2 separate regions of the Homo sapiens genome follow, and region 1 is linked to region 2. A link is a loop called in an ENCODE intact Hi-C map of the cell type or tissue named here. Cell type or tissue: mammary epithelial cell. All regions are shown on one strand.

The links. Peaks named below come from ENCODE experiments on the same cell type or tissue, not always from the same donor. Only the 100,000 strongest peaks of a DNase experiment are listed, where the experiment ranks them.
Region 1: it touches region 2 in a loop (11-fold over the local background); 32 of 110 quality-filtered maps call a loop at or near these places.

The regions. Positions count from the first base shown.
Region 1 is chr15:100,669,150-100,677,149 of GRCh38, reverse strand. No RefSeq gene overlaps it. Among named protein-coding and RNA genes, the nearest start is that of ASB7, 71 kb to the right of the region's middle. RefSeq lists an enhancer at 7,175-7,674. In mammary epithelial cell, a CTCF peak has its summit at 4,972 (motif pointing left); no DNase peak of the experiment used is centred here; H3K27ac peaks cover 396 bases.
Region 2 is chr15:100,869,415-100,877,414 of GRCh38, reverse strand. GCAWKR (gastric cancer associated WDR5 and KAT2A binding lncRNA) reads right to left here. Exons shown (of 4, transcript NR_160703.1): 4 at 537-3,592. Among named protein-coding and RNA genes, the nearest start is that of ALDH1A3, 6.4 kb to the left of the region's middle. In mammary epithelial cell, CTCF peaks have their summits at 4,151 (motif pointing right) and 7,681 (motif pointing right); a DNase peak (open chromatin) is centred at 4,204.

The DNA of each region.
Region 1 (8,000 bases), 200 kb after region 2:
AGACAGATCAACGAGACAGAGGTTAACAAGGATACCCAGGACTTGAACTCAGCTCTGCACCAAGCGGACCTAATAGACATCTACAGAACTCTCCACCCCAAATCAACAGAATATACATTCTTCTCAGTACCACATCATACTTAGTCCAAAATTGACCACATAGTTGGAAGTAAAACACTCCTCAGCAAATGTAAAAGAACAGAAATCACAACAAACTGTCTCTCAGACCACAGTGCAATCAATTAGAACTCAGGATTAAGAAACTCACTCAAAACTGCACAAATACATGGGAAATGAACAACCTGCTCCTGAATGACTACTGGGTAAATATCGAATTGAAGGCAGAAATAAAGATGTTCTTTGAAACCAATGAGAACAAAGACACAACATATCAGAATCTCTGGGACACATTTAAAGCAGTGTGTAGAGGGAAATTTATAGCACTAAATGCCCACAAGAGAAAGCAGGAAAGATCTAAAATTGACACCCTAACATCACAATTAAAAGAACTAGAGAAGCAAGAGCAAACACATTCAAAAGCTAGCAGAAGGCAAGAAATAACTAAGATCAGAGCAGAACTGAAGGAGACAGAGACACAAAAATCCCTTCAAAAAATCAGTGAATCCAGGAGCTGGTTTTTTGAAAAGATCAACAAAATTGATAGACCGCTAGCAAGACTAATAAAGAAGAAAAGAGAGAAGAATCAAAAAGATGCAATAAAAAATGATAAAGGGCTTATCACCACCGATCCCACAGAAATACAAATTACCATCAGAGAATACTATAAACACCTCTACGCAAATAAACTAGAAAATCTAGAAGAAATGGATAAATTCCTGGACATGTACACCCTCCCAAGACTAAACCAGGAAGAAGTTGAATCTCTCAATAGACCAATAACAGGCTCTGAAATTGAGGCAATAATTAATAGCCTACCAACCAAAAAAAATCCAGGATCAGACAGATTCACAGCCGAATTCTACCAGAAGTACAAAGAGAAGCTGGTACCATTCCTTCTGAAATTATTCCAATCAATAGAAAAAGAGAGAATCCTTCCTAACTCATTTTATGAGGCCAACATCATCTTGATACCAAAGCCTGGCAGAGCACAACAAAAAAAGAGAATTTTAGACCAATATCCCTGATGAACATTGATGTGAAAATCCTCAATAAAATACTGGCAAACTGAATCCAGCAGCACATCAAAAAGCTTATCCACCACAATAAAGTCAGCTTCATCCCTGGGATGCAAGGCTGGTTCAACATACGCAAATCAATAAATGTAATCCATCACATAAACAGAACCAACGACAAAAACCACACGATTATCTCAACGGATGCAGAAAAGGCCTTCAACAAAGGTCAACAGCCCTTCATGCTAAAAACTCTCAATAAACTAGATATTGATGTAACATATCTCAAAATAATAAGAGCTATTTATGACAAACCCACAGCCAATATCATACTGAATGGGCAAAAACTGGAAGCATTCCCTTTGAAAACCGGCACAAGACAAGGATGCCCTCTCTCACCACTCCTATTCAACATAGTATTGGCAGTTCTGGCCAGGGCAATCAGGCAGGAGAAATAAATAAAGGGTATTCAATTAGGAAAAGAGGAAGTCAAATTGTCCCTGATTGCAGATGATATGATTGTATATCTAGAAAACCCCATCATCTCAGCCTAAAATCTCCTTAAGCTGATAAGCAACTTCAGCAAAGTCTCAGGATACAAAATCAATGTACAAAAATCACAAGTATTCCTATACACCAATAACAGACAAACAGAGAGCCAAATCATGAGTGAACTCCCTTTCACAATTGCTACAAAGAGAATAAAATACCTAGGAATCCAGCTTACAAGGGATGTGAAGGCCCTCTTCAAGGAGAACTACAAACCACTGCTCAATGAAATAAAAGTGGGCACAGACAAATGGAAGAACATTCTATGCTTATGGATAGGAAGACTCAATATCGTGACAATGGCCATACTGCCCAAGGTAATTTATAGATTCAATGTCATCCCCATCAAGCTACCAATGACTTTCTTCACAGAGTTAGAAAAAACTACTTTAAACTTTATATGGAACCAAAAAAGAGCCCAAATTGCCAAGACAATCCTAAGCAAAAAGAACAAAGCTCGAGGCATCACACTACTTGACTTCAAACTATATGACAAGGCTACAGTAACCAAAACAGCATGGTACTGGTACCAAAACAGAGATATAGACCAATGGAACAGAACAGAGGCCTCAGAAATAACACCACACATCTACAATCATCTGATCTTTGACAAACCTGACAAAAACAAGAAATGGGGAAAGGATTCCCTATCTAATAAATGGTGCTGGGAAAACTGGCTAGCCATATGTAGAAAGCCAAAACTGGACCCCTTCCTTACACCTTATACAAAAATTAATTCAAGATGGATTAAAGACTTAAATGTTAGACCTAAAACCATAAAAACCCTAGAAGAAAACCTAGGCAATAGCATTCAGGACATAGGCATGGGCAAGGACTTCATGACTAAAACACCAAAAGCAATGGCAACAAAAGCCAAAATTGACAAATGGGATCTAATTAAACTAAAGAGCTTCTGCACAGCAAAAGAAACTACCATCAGAGTGAACAGGCAACCTACAGAATGGGAGAAAATTTTTGTAATCTACCCATCTGATAAAGGGGTAATATCCAGAATCTACAAAGAACTTAAACAAATTTACAAGAAAAAAACAAACAACCTCATCAAAAAGTGGGCAAAGGATATGAACAGACACTTCTCAAAAGAAGACATTTATGCAGCCAACAGACACATGAAAAAATGCTCATCATCACTGGCCATCAGAGAAATGCAAATCAAAACCACAGTGAGATACCATCTCACACCAGTTAGAATGGCAATCATTAAAAAGTCAGGAAACAACAGGTGCTGGAGAGGATGTGGAGAAACAGGAACACTTTTACACTGTTGGTGGGACTGTAAACTAGTTCAACCATTGTGGAAGTCAGTGTGGCGATTCCTCAGGGATCTAGAACTGGAAATACCATTTGACCCAGTGATCCCATTACTGGGTATACACCCAAAGGATTATAAATCATGCTACTATAAAGACACATGCACACATATGTTTATTGTGGCACTATTCACAATAGCAAAGTCTTGGAACCAACTCAAATGTTCATTAATGATAGACTGGTTTAAGAAAATGTGGCATATATACACCAAGGAATACTATGCAGCCATAAAAAAGATGAGTTCATATCCTTTGCAGAGACATGGATGAAGCTGGAAACTATCATTCTCAGCAAACTATCACAAGGACAGAAAACCAAACACTGCATGTTCTCACTCATAGGTGGGAATTGAACAATGAGAACACGTGGACATGGGGCGGGGAACATCACACACTGGGGCCTGTGGTGGGGGAAGGGATAGCATTAGGAGATATACCTAATGTAAATGACAAGTTAATGGGTGCAGCAAACCAACATGGCACATGTATACCTATGTAACAAACCTGCACGTTGTGCACATGTACCCTAGAACTTAAAGTATATATAAAAAAAACTTTCACATACCAAAAAATGGATTCAAAACCTCATCTCAGTCTGAAAAAACAAAAGTAAGCCTCAAGACCTAATTAAAAATATATATATGAAGCAAAGGAAACGCTTGAACACTGTTGGTAAATTAGTACAGCCATTGTGGAAAACTCTATAGAGGTTCCTCAAAAAAATAAAAATAGAACTACCATAGATCCAGCAATCACCCTTCTGGTGATTTAGCCAAAACATTTGAGATCAGTATGTGAAAGAGGTATCTGCACTCCCATGTTCACTGTGGCATTATTCACAATAGCCAAGATATAGTATCAACCTAAGCGTCCATCAACAGATGAACGGATAAGGGAAATGTGGTACATATATACAATGGAGTACTATTAGCTTTAAAAAGAAGGAAATTCTGCCATTTGCAGCCACACGGATGGAATTGAAGAACATTATGCTAAGTGAAATAAGCCAGGCACAGGAAGACAAATACCACATGTTCTCACTTACATGTGGAATCGAAAACAAGCAGATGGCTGGGCCTGGTGGCTGATGCCTGTAATCTCAGTACTTTGAGAGGCTGAGATGGGAGGAACGCTGGAGAGTTAGAGACCATCCCTGGCAACATAGTGATACCCCCATCTCAACAAAAGATAAAAAAAAAAATAGCCAGGTGTGGTGGCACAGGCCTGTGGGCCCAGCTACTCCGGAGGCTGAGTCGGGAGGATTGCTTGAGCCTGAAAGGTCGAAACTGCAGTGAGCCAGGGTCACGCCACTGCACTCTAGCCTGGGTGACAGAGTGAGACCTTATCTCAAAAAAAAAAAAAAAAAAAAAAAAAAAAAAAAAAAAAAAAAGGGAAAGGGAGAGGGGAAGGAGGGAGGGAAGGGAGCAGAGGATAGAATGGCAGTTACTAGAGCCAGGGGTTAGGGAAAATTGAAAGGCAATGGTCAAAGGGTACAGAGCCTCAATTAAAAGGAGGAGGAATTTTATTTTCCTTGGAGATATAGTGCACATCATAATAAAATAGTAAATAATAATGTATAGTACATTTTAACATCACTAAGAGTAAACTTCAAATGTTCTCACCACAAAAAAATGAAAAGTTTTGAGGTGATATGTTAATTAGCTTGATTTAATTTTTTCACATTGTATTCATGGATGAAAACAACTCTTTGTACTCCATAAACATATACAACTATAATTTATCAATCTACAATTAAAAACAGAAAGTCCAAAAATGGGTTCCTTAAGCGGGACGTGGAGATGAAAAGTACAACCTGTGCTTTTCTGAGGGGGCACATTTGGGCCGATCTCACGCATATGAGGCTCCCACCCACACAGAGCTGCCTTTCCAAGCCCACACTCAACAGCAACCCCCAGACTGTCCCCTGCTCTGTGTCCCACCCTCTACTGAGGCTGTGGCTGTCCTGCCCTCTGCCGGATGGTCAGCATTCACACACCATATTTCCTGGTTGACATTTCCCCTCTTTTTAACATTTCTGAATTCATGATGACTTTTACAATGGACGCGTATGTTAAGATGGTGGCATTTTTCCCTTCTGAAAAGCTGTTACTGCTCTGATGGTGCCTCTTACAATAACGGTAAAATCCAGAGCCTTAGACTCTAGAATATTCGGTAATCCCCGTGCCCAGCAGATCACGCTGTAGCGAATGACTCATTAAAACACACACACACATGAAAACAGGACACGAGCTTTTTTTCTTTTCATAAATACTGTGGTCTCCAACTGGTCTCCCCCTTTTGCAAATGTGCACAAATAACCACTAATAAACAAATTCCAAGCTCTATTGGGTAATTCCTCTTAAAAAGGAAAAAACTGGGGTAGTCTTGGTTTAAAGTCAGGAGTATTTTGGGTTAGAGTCACAGGAATTAGACTCATGAGTATTTTAGGGAGTGCTTTTTGCCTCCATCTGTAAAAGTATGGATTCTGCAATGAGGTCGGGTGGGGGAAATGACCCCAGCAAGGAGGAGGCTGGGCGATGTGGCTGGACGCAGCTTGCTTAACTTGCCGGCTGTCATTTGCCAGTGCCTGTTGACACCCATCATCTGGGTCCTCTTCACAGGAGCCCTGTACCCACTGTCCCTGTGTGGGAACTGAGTCTCTGGGAGTGAGGTGGCTTACCCATCACCACGCAGCACAGAGGTGTGCAGTCAGGACTTGAACGCAGGTGCATCTAATTCCACACACCCACAGAGATTCCCAGACAGAGGCACAGCGCCCAGGGTGCTTTAACTCAAGATGCAAATGAGCTTTCCTTAAGTTCTCCCCAGTAGACCCCCAGTGCAGAGTTCCCCTCCCTGCTACGCAGTGCTGCCATTTCCACGTTGAAGAGCAATCGCCGGGTGGAGGTTCATTCATGAAACGTTTGTTTCTACCTGTGCCCCCAAAGCTGCGCTGGAAATGGCCCCTTTAACAACAGAACCATCGGCAGGGCTCGCCCCTTTCTGGTGACTTCCAGATATTAAAACAGTGTGGTCACCTCCTGCCATGCTCACCTGGCAGCTCTCAGGAAGTCTTGTGGGGGCGGGGGGACTTACTTTCCAATACCTCGAGCCTTTCCATTGTGGGTGTGGGCCTTCGTGCCAGAACCCAGCCTGGGGCTCTGGGGAAAGGGTCCTGAACAGCCAATGTATTAACAGGGCTGGGGTGAGGCAGCCCGGGAGCAGAGCCCATCACTTCCCAGGCAATAGTGTAAACATCCCAACTCTCCCCATCTCCTCTTCTCTCCCTGAAGCGACTTCCACGTATACCCAGTGCTCCCAGCACGGGGTCCCTGTGATTCACAGCCTCCTGCCACTTCAATGAGCACGCTTTGAAAAGTGAGCCCTCATCCTTCCAGTCTTAATCAAGTGTGCTATGAGCAGGTGGAGGATGACTGCACCAAGCAGGCCATGGCTAAGTGGAGCCAAATATGGTGACTCTGATGGGTGGAATTGTGTTCCCAACTAAAATTCATGTGTTGAATCCTAACCCCGAGCGCTGCAGACTGCAATTTACTAATAAATAGGGTCTTTGCAGGCTGCACCAAGTTAAGATGAGGTCATTAGGGTGGGCCCTAATCTAATGAGACTGGTGTCCTTATAAAAAGGAGATGAGGGCCAGGCGCAGTGGCTCACGCCTGTAATCCCAGCATTTTGGGAGGCTGAGGCAGGCAGATCACAAGGTCAGGAGATTGAGACCATGCTGGCTAACTTGGTGAAACCCTGTCTCTACTAAAAATACAAAAAGTTAGCCGGGCGTGGTGGCGGGCGCCTCTGGTCCCAGCTACTCAGGAGGCTGAGGCAGGAGAATGGCATGAACCTGGGAGGCGGAGCTTGCAGTGAGCCGAGATCTTGCCATTGCACTCCATCCTGGGCGACAGAGTGAAACTCCGTCTCAGAAAAATAAATAAATAAATAAATAAATAAATAAATAAATAAATAAATAAAATAAAAAGGAGAGACGTGGACAGAGAGAGACACACACGGGGAGACTGCCACATGGACATGAAGGCACAGATCAGGATGAGTTTTCAACAAGCCAAGGGATGCCAAAGATCTCCAGAAACCCTCCCCGAAGCTAGAGAGAGGCCTGGAGCAGAGTTTCCCTCCCAGCCCTCAGTAGGACCCCACCCTGCCAGCACCTTGATTTTTGTCTTTCAGCCTCCAGAACTGAGAGACGATCCATTTCTGCTGTTTAAGTCCCCAGGCTGTGGCACTCTGAAACAGCCCTCACAAACCAATACGCCGACCAAACACCCTGGAATCTCCAGGAAAGTTACAATTCCAAGTGTCTAAACCTCAGTCCTCATAAGCTGTCAAAATGTCCCAGAAATTCACATTTCAGCTACAAAATACCCTCTCCCAAGCTGCCTCCTAAACCTCCAAACAGCATGAAAGCTCATTGAGAGATCTAAGTCTTGATTCAGGATTCAGAGAATGAGGCCGTCAAACGTATAGATCCATCTACAAAAGCCTGCCTCATTCAGGGCTCACTTTACCCAGGGGGAAGCAATCAGGTCTTCTCCCGCTCTCCAGACTCCTGTGATGGTGGTGGGGGCTGGACCCACCCTCGGAAGGCAGGCAAATTCCTGCCAGGAGTCAGCTGAGCCGAGCCATCTCTTGCAGAAAGCTCCTAGCCCCGCAGGGGTGAACCGGCTGCTGCTCCCGCGCTGGGAGTGCTGTCCATCCCTCGGTGCTCCAGCAGCCGCCCCTGGGAGGACAGCCCCGTTTGAAGCCCACGTGCAGGCGAAACCCCTTCAGAGCTGGGCATGGGTTTCCAGTCATCGCCACATCACTCTCTGTCTGAACTTGAACATACCTCAAGCTTGCTGGTTGTTACTGGGTCGCAGTAACTAGATTTTCTTGGGGGGTTGGTGTGGGTGGGTGGAAAGATACATCCAGAAAATGAAATGTAATGTTGCCTCTTATTCACCAAGAAGTTTTTCAA
Region 2 (8,000 bases):
CCATGTCACTGGGGCTGCATAGGGCATAGTGAAGACACGAAGGGCTTTGAAGGTCAAAAATGGCGGGAGTATCCCTTTTCGTTGTGCCTTTCCTAGGAACCATATCTCCTAGCTGTGGCCTCAGAGGCAGGGACCACAGGGGCCGGGAAGGAGGAAGATTTATTTTTGCTCACAGTGGGTTGCTGGGTGTTTGGTTCAGTGATGAGGTGCCTGAGCATCGGAGATGGCAGAGGCCCAGCCCCTTCTGCTCACATCCCTGAACTGAGTCCCAGCTATGCACCCTTGGATGGGATATTGATCTCTCTGAACTTCAGTGTTCTTTTCCATAATCTCCTTCCCACTTACTTTACAGTGTTTGGGGAGGCTTAAGCAAGATAAGGCTCTCAAGAAGTGCTACCTACATACCAGCTCTTCATTTTCATATTCTTCCTGGAGACTGGTTCCTCTTTGCTGGCTTTTCTTCTTGGAAGTCAGCAAGTTCCCCCCACTTGTCTCTGGCTTGCGGGAGCCCCCCAAGTCAACAGTCCCTCTGCTCATTTCATTGTGAAAAAGTATTTATTCATTTTGTTTCCAGCTCTGTGGTGCTGCCGTTGTCTGCTGTTTGTCTTGTTGGTGCATCAAATGAGCTGAGTCCAAGACATGTCATGTTGCAGGCTTGTTTGCGGATGACCACTCAGTAAAAAGAAGCATGAATAAAAGACAAAGATAAAACAGAAGTCAGGTGGTCACCCCCTAAGTTCAACCTCATTCCATTTCTAAACCCATAATCATCTGTGGGTGATGTTGAGGTCTGAAGCAAACGTAGTGAATAATGATGATGACGTTGATGAACCCCCTACTGTGTTTCATGTTATTTCAGATCTGGTACCTGAGCCTTGTGGAGAGACGCCCAGGTCTGCTGAGTACCCCTTGTGTCCCCGCAGCCTCTGGCCAGCTGCAGAGCTGCCCCTCCCACCCAGTCTACTCACCTCCCTCAGTGTTGTGGAGTTGAGGCAGGGGCCTGAGTCTTGGGTGTGCCTTCTGAACCCTTCCTAGACAGCCAGGCCCCTGGGCTGAGGGTAGTTCTTTGATGTAGGGAAGCCCGGTCACCCCACTGTGCAGCACTCAGGCCAGTGCTTGGGTGACTCAGGGAGGCGACCTAACTTCAGGTTTTTTGGCTACAAAATGGGGGTGGCATGTGCCCCTGTGGTGAGGGAGGGCTGACTTCACTGTGAGCACCTCCTTGCTGGTATCAATGAAGTCAATTCCATGTTTCATGTGAGTCATTCGGTATCGCCTCAACCTGACTAGAATAGGCAACTACTTACCTTTGAAGCTCACCGTATATTAAGACCCATCAAATACTACAACATTGTTCTGTCCTCAAGGAACACACAAACAAATCTTTTCCCTGCGAGTTTCCATCAGTGATTGATGATATCGAGGCAGGAGCACCCCAGGTTGGAGAAAGAGGAGCTGATAACACCCAAACAAGGTGAAGAGAAAGGAGCTGCCAGCCCACCACACAGCTCCACCAGCTGCTTTCTCTCCAGCCCTGCCAGTCCTTTCTGGCCCTGGGAAAGGCCTTCACTACACAATGTTAGGCTGAGGCAAATCAGTCTTGGACCAGGCAGAAGCCAACGGAGAACTCATTACATAAAAGCAAAGAGACATCATGGTATTTGTGGGTCAGGCCCCAGTGAAGCCACACACACATGCACACACACATACACACATACACATGCATGCACACATGCACACACACACATGCACACACACACAGCCTGCCAGTTCACAGCTGCCAGAGATTTCCCCTTGGTCTGTCTTCCAGTGGATGAGAGTTGTGGCCCAGCCAGGAGAGAACATGGAGGGTAAGGTCGAGAGAGTTGGTTGAGTACCCAATAGTTCTCTCCTTTCTTGCCAGTGGAATCCCATGTTATCGAGGGTGGTAGTGGGCTTTGATAAACATATTTCCCAGCCTCTCTTGCAGAAGTATAAGCTGAAGTTTTTGGTTTGGGCTTCCAAAGAAGCTCTTAGGCATGGTGGCTTATGCCTGTAATCCCAGCACTTTGGGAGGTCGAAGTGGGAGGATCACTTGAGGCCAGGAGTTCAGGACCAAAGAAACTCTTTACATGGGACTGAGTCAGCTGAAAGGCTCTTCTTCCTTTCTGCTGCCTGGAACACAGACATGAGAGCTGGGTCTCCAGCAGCCATCATGTAACCATAATGCAATTCTGAAATGCAAGTTCCATGGTAAGGAAGTTGGAAGAGACACTTAGGAAGAACGTGGGTCCCTGATGGCCCTGGAACCAGCCCTTCATCCCTGGATATTTTTTCTTGGATTTTTTTTTCATGTGAGAAAAAGGAAAATCCCTATATTATTAAAGCCCACCATTTGGGTTTTCTGTTATATGTGGCCAACTTAATCCTAAGCAGCATAGCTGGCTGTTGGCCATCGCTATGACAAGAAGAGCAAAATTTTAACTCAAGTGGAATAATGATCTCATTTTTGTATAAACGGAGCAGCACAGACATAAAACTCTTATCACCATCTCTGTTATTTTGACCTTAATCAAATAACCTTGATGCGCTGTGCTCAGGTTTATAGTATGTTAAAAAACAAAGACAAAAACTAGCTCTGGGATGGAATAAATGGAGTAAGCTCACTGATTCATTGGATGATGAGGTCCTACTAGGGAAGAGAATCTCTTTGGTACAAAAGCCCCGTGGAGCTGCCATCCTCTGGTGCTCATAGGTGTTAGTTGTGTCCTCACATCTACTGAGGAAGGCACCAACACTCAGAAAGATTGAGTGACTGAAAAAGTCCCTGGGTCACCCAGACCTGGAAGATACTTGGTCAGGCCAGCACTCAAATCAGGCAGCAAGAAGTCAGACTTTGTTTTAAAGTAAACAAAATGTCACTCCATATAATCAGTGAATTTTGCTCATAATACTTCACACCCCTCAATACCACCACCGGCAAGTCTCAGTGATGTGAGAAGTTGTTTGCAGACTTTCCAATCTCCTTCAAAATTCAAGAATTCTGAATTTTGAACCACACTTCTTGGGGTTTCAGTTCAATTTACTCCAGACAAAACATACTTCCTGGTTAAAAGGAAAATTGTTTAAGGGGTCTTACAAAAGAAAGGGTTCAGGAAGATTCTTGGACACAAAGTGGTTCTTGCTAAATAATTGTCCTGAGATAAGCCTAAGAGAATCAGAAACACACACATTGAATTTCCCTTGAAATTCACATGGGTATACCACTGTCGGGAAAGGGGGCTTAGCAACATGCATTTTGCCAAACCCAAAATGTTTGAAAAATGATTTGAGTATGTGCACGTTTGGCAAATCACTCTTGGGTTCATCTATCCTAGCCCCACAGTGACAAGACTTTCCCCCTGCCCTTCATCCGGGACCCCCTGTAAAGGAGCATTAGTTACCCAAGAATCTTCCCTTGGATTTTTGCCATGCTGTGAGTCCTGGGGTGGAGACCAAGGTGGGGGATGGAGGGGTTGTCAGAATCTGTGTTCTCATGGGAATGCCTGGGGATCCTCTTGCAGTTGTGTCTTTGTGTAATGAGAGTTACTCAGGCAGCACTCTTGAGGTTCCCCTGTAATCAGAAAGCGTCTATAAAGCACATCATGTCTTATAACATGTTTAGGCAGACAGGAAGCCTGTTATGTATGTAGCAGAGAGGAAACCTATTTATGTATATTTTCATCTAGTTTCATATGGCATTATGGTGATTCTAAAACACTCCACCCCCAGGGGAATAGATTAATTAGTGACCTATAGTATTTTCATACCTATAATGTCCTTTATTATTGAGCATATCTGCAAGCACTGAGTTTGCATCACATTACACTCTATTATACATTACATTGTATTATATATTATATTATTTGCAAAGATAGTTCATCAATTAAGAGACAATGAATTGGATATGGTGTATTTTCCACCAGTGAGAGTAAATAAACATGAATATTAGGAACAAAACATGGGATTATAGACTTTATAAGGTGCATGTCAATGTGCATCTTCTATATTCCATGGATACTTCAGCTATCATGAATTTCAGCGCATTTTTTTTTTAATCCCAGGAAGTCCTAAGCTTTTCCACCTGCTTACAATGTCCAGAGATTTCACTGCACTTCTCCTGTTGGCCACTAGATGTCACAGGACCAAGTTGAGTAGGAAGTTGCCACTGAAGTTCCTTCTATGAGAGAAGCAGGTATTTCCCAACTTAGCAATAAATGGCATTGCAAGAGCTTGTTCACAGTACAGTGCCCAAAACTTCAGTTGCACCACAGACATGATGCTAGAACTGGTGATTAGTGCCCAGGCTAGCCCACAAAAGCCTACTCGCTTCTCCATAAGCCTAAAATGGGTTCCTAGCTTTGAGATCAAACAGATGTGGGTGCTGTTCTCAGCTCAGGGAGAAATTGGGCCTAATCTTTTTCAACCACTGTTTCCTTTTCTGAAGATGGGAGTAGTAATTCCTGCTCAGCAAGGGAGTCATGGGGGTAGGTGAGGTGGAGGTGCGACAAGTACATTTGCAAGAAGATAGACAAGACGTCACTGCTGCCTGACCCTTGATGAAGCTCACAGAAAGCACCACCCAGAACCTTGTCCTACTGGCTGTGAGGCATCACCCCTGAGCTGGCTGCTCTGTTGGGCCCTGGGTGCCCACCTCATCCCCATCCCTACCTGTCCCTCTCACAGACAAGACAACCCAGACCCCCCAATAGAAATTTGCAAAGGAATTGCAAAAGGATAAATAATGGCAAAGGATAAGTGTGTATGAGCCTAGGAGTTTAGCCTTGCAGGCGGGTAGACTGGGAAGGATTCCCACGGGGCATTTGCCAGCCTCATTGTTTCATCTCCCTTGGTCACAGATTCCTCGTCTGTAGAAGATGATGGTTCCTCCTTCATGGGATGAGAAATGCAACTGAGATCGCTGATGTGACAGGGCCAGCCCCTGCCTGGCGTATGGTGGATGCTCGGTTTATGTCACTTGAGAGACTTTCTTGCTAGGGAGATGGACTTCAGTCTCTTCCTTCAGCCCTGGCCAAGAAGCCTCCAGCTGGGCGGGCAGCTTCTCAACCCTTCTAGAACTTTCTTCCCGGTCTTCTCTCTGATCTGTGCTACAGGCGGCTTTCAGCAGCTCCAGACTCTTCTCTGGCTCATGCCAGGCTCCATTCCCCCAACACCCATCCCTTCACTTGTATTTATGCTTCACTGCAACACAGCAGACACTTTTGGGGCTTCTTCTAGGAATCTATCTGGCTTTGGGTTTCTGAACACCCAACTCTGCCCCGACTCGCTTCTCTCTCTCCTGTTTCATTAGCCATGTATCAGGGCTGATTCTTCTCAGTCTTTTTAGTTTCTTCCCCATGCTGCCTCTCAGGCATTGGTGGGGCACTGGCAGCACTGTGTAGACAAGGATCTTGACTCTCATCAGAATGTCCTGATTGATTAGTGATGTCTTTCGTGGGCACAGGATGCAGGCAAGCCCTAGAAACTGGCCTTCTAACGTGGTGACATGCACAGGGGTCACCAGGGATCTTGTTGACAGGCAGGTTGCATTCATAGGTCTGATGTGGGGCTCAGGGTTCTGCCCTTCTAACAAGCTATTAACAAGTATCTAACAAGCTACTAACAAGTATCTAACAACAAGCTACCAGCAAGTATCCTCCCTAGACTGGCAGCATGAGCATTTACTGGGAGCTTGATAGAAATGCAGACTCCCAGGCCCTGCCCTAGACTTATTGAGCCGGAATCTGCAGGTTGACAAAAGCCCCACCCAGGAGCTTCAAATACACATCATGGTATGAGAAGGGCCACCAGGCTCTGGTCTGGCTAATACCTGGCCTCTTAGGAAAAGCAATCCCTGCCCCACCAAGAGCCCACCTTGTCAGAATGGCTGAAACGAGCTCCTCTTTTTCTTGTTCTCTGTTTATTTTCAGGGTGGAGATGACATCACCTTCTACTGTGAGACCAAGGATAGCCCAATACTGGTCCCAGTCAAGATCCCAACTGCCCCCACTGTTTAGAGGCTCCTTACAGCTATACCCAAGGGAGTGTTTTTGAAGGATTTTAATCAACACACTTTTATAAGATGAGAGCCTAGAAGTACCAGGGCAAGACTATTAACAAGAGGTTCTATCTTCATTATATTGCATGCAAATTGCTCTTTATACTGCTCTTGAATTCTGGGGCTTGAGGAAGGCAGGCTTACTGAGAAGGGATGTATACTCTGGGGAAGAAGGAGGGACCCTCTGTGTACAGTGGAAGTTAGGCCCTGTGCCCATCGGAGAGGCTGCAATGAATCTTACCAGGCTAAGAGCCCCACTTTGGGATGTGAGGCCCCAGGGGCAACAGGGCACGACAAAGTGTTTCCCCAGAATGGCTGAAGGGGGACATCAAAGGGACAAGTGTGGACAGTGGACAGTTGAAGCAGGCAATGGGAAGGCAGAACTGAGAGACGGCCCCAAGCCTCAGGTTGCAGAGGTGAGGCAAGGACAGAGTGGGGCCGTCCACGTGGGCTCAGAGCAGCCGCCCTGACTCAGGCTGAGTGGCTTGAGATGAAGGCTACAGGCAGGCTGTCTCAGGCACTCAGCCCCGTCCGGTAGTGGCCCAGGCTCCTCCGTGAGAGCATTGACTTTAGGAGTTGTGCATATTCCAACTCAGGAGGTGGCCACATTATTATATACATATGATTTTGTAGACACAGAATTATAATGATGTATTTATTTATGTAGTTCTTCTTTGCCATCGGTCTTCTTTACTAGACAGAGCTCCCATTTATGGTATGAACTGAGAGAGATTCAGTAGCTAGTTCCAGGCTCCCCGGCTCCGGCACTTGCATCTCTAACCCCTGGGGTACCTGGTGGAGGTCTCTAACCCTCAGCTTCCTTCTCTGCAAAAGTGGGTGGCTTGGTAGTGCACAGCTATGGGGACAGCATGGTGTCCCTGTGCTGGGATGTTAAGGAAATGGACCTCTCCAGGTGGGGGTGCTGGTGCTGGTGCTGGCTGGGTGTGTGGTCACCCTTCAGCTGCTCAAGGAGGGGTCTCCAAGGCTACGGCGCATTTATTGGCCAAGGTTAGCCTTGTGATTGGTCCCAATGGAATGGAATGGAAAATTGACTGAGGGAAGAGAAATTTTTCTGTGATACCCGAACAAAGGCCTTCTGAAGTGGAACTAACTAAAGCATGAGGAATGACCCGGAGAATGAAGGAATAAAGCCTAGTGCTACACTACTCTCCTGCCCAATTCCCAATCCCTTTCCACTCAGAATCAGCTGCCCCCCGCCCAGCAAGGACTCCCACGATCTCCCTCTACACTGCCTCGGTGCTGGCTGGCCAGGGTGCCCTCTGTTGCTAAAACAGAATCACTCACTTCAACTCATGGCCTTTGCGATCACCACTGCTCCTGCCTGGAGTGCTCTTTTCCTCAGATCTTTGCATGACTGATCTCTCCTCAGGAAAGTCTCAGCTTAAATGCCGCCCCCTCAGAGAGGCCTCCCCTGACCAGTCTGTCTGAAACCCCACGACCTCACCCTTCCCTCCCACATCCCTTTCTGTCATCTTTATGGCCCTGATTATACATTTCCTCTTTGTTTGCTGACGGACTCCTGATTCTAGAACTGAAGCGCAAAAATGCAGGGGACTCGCCCACCCCGACACCAGCCACCAGGTGGCGTCATTAACCCAGGACAGCTTGGTACCTACTATTGCAAGGGGTCCCCAAATACTCAAAATTGGCACCTTCACCAACTAGGAGTTGGATAGTTTATTAGCAGATTTGCAGTCAATGCATCAGGACTAATAGTCTTTCCAGAACAAATTAAAATGAGGCCTTAGGTTGGTGTCATAAAAAACAAGTTCTGCTTGTTTTCCCACTCGTGCCTGGGACGTTTATAGATGAAGTAACCCTGTCAGTGCTTAGCATAGTGTCGTATCCCTGGCGGAGACCAGAGAGATCTCCAAAACCTAAGTCTTTAGAAAGTCTGCACCTG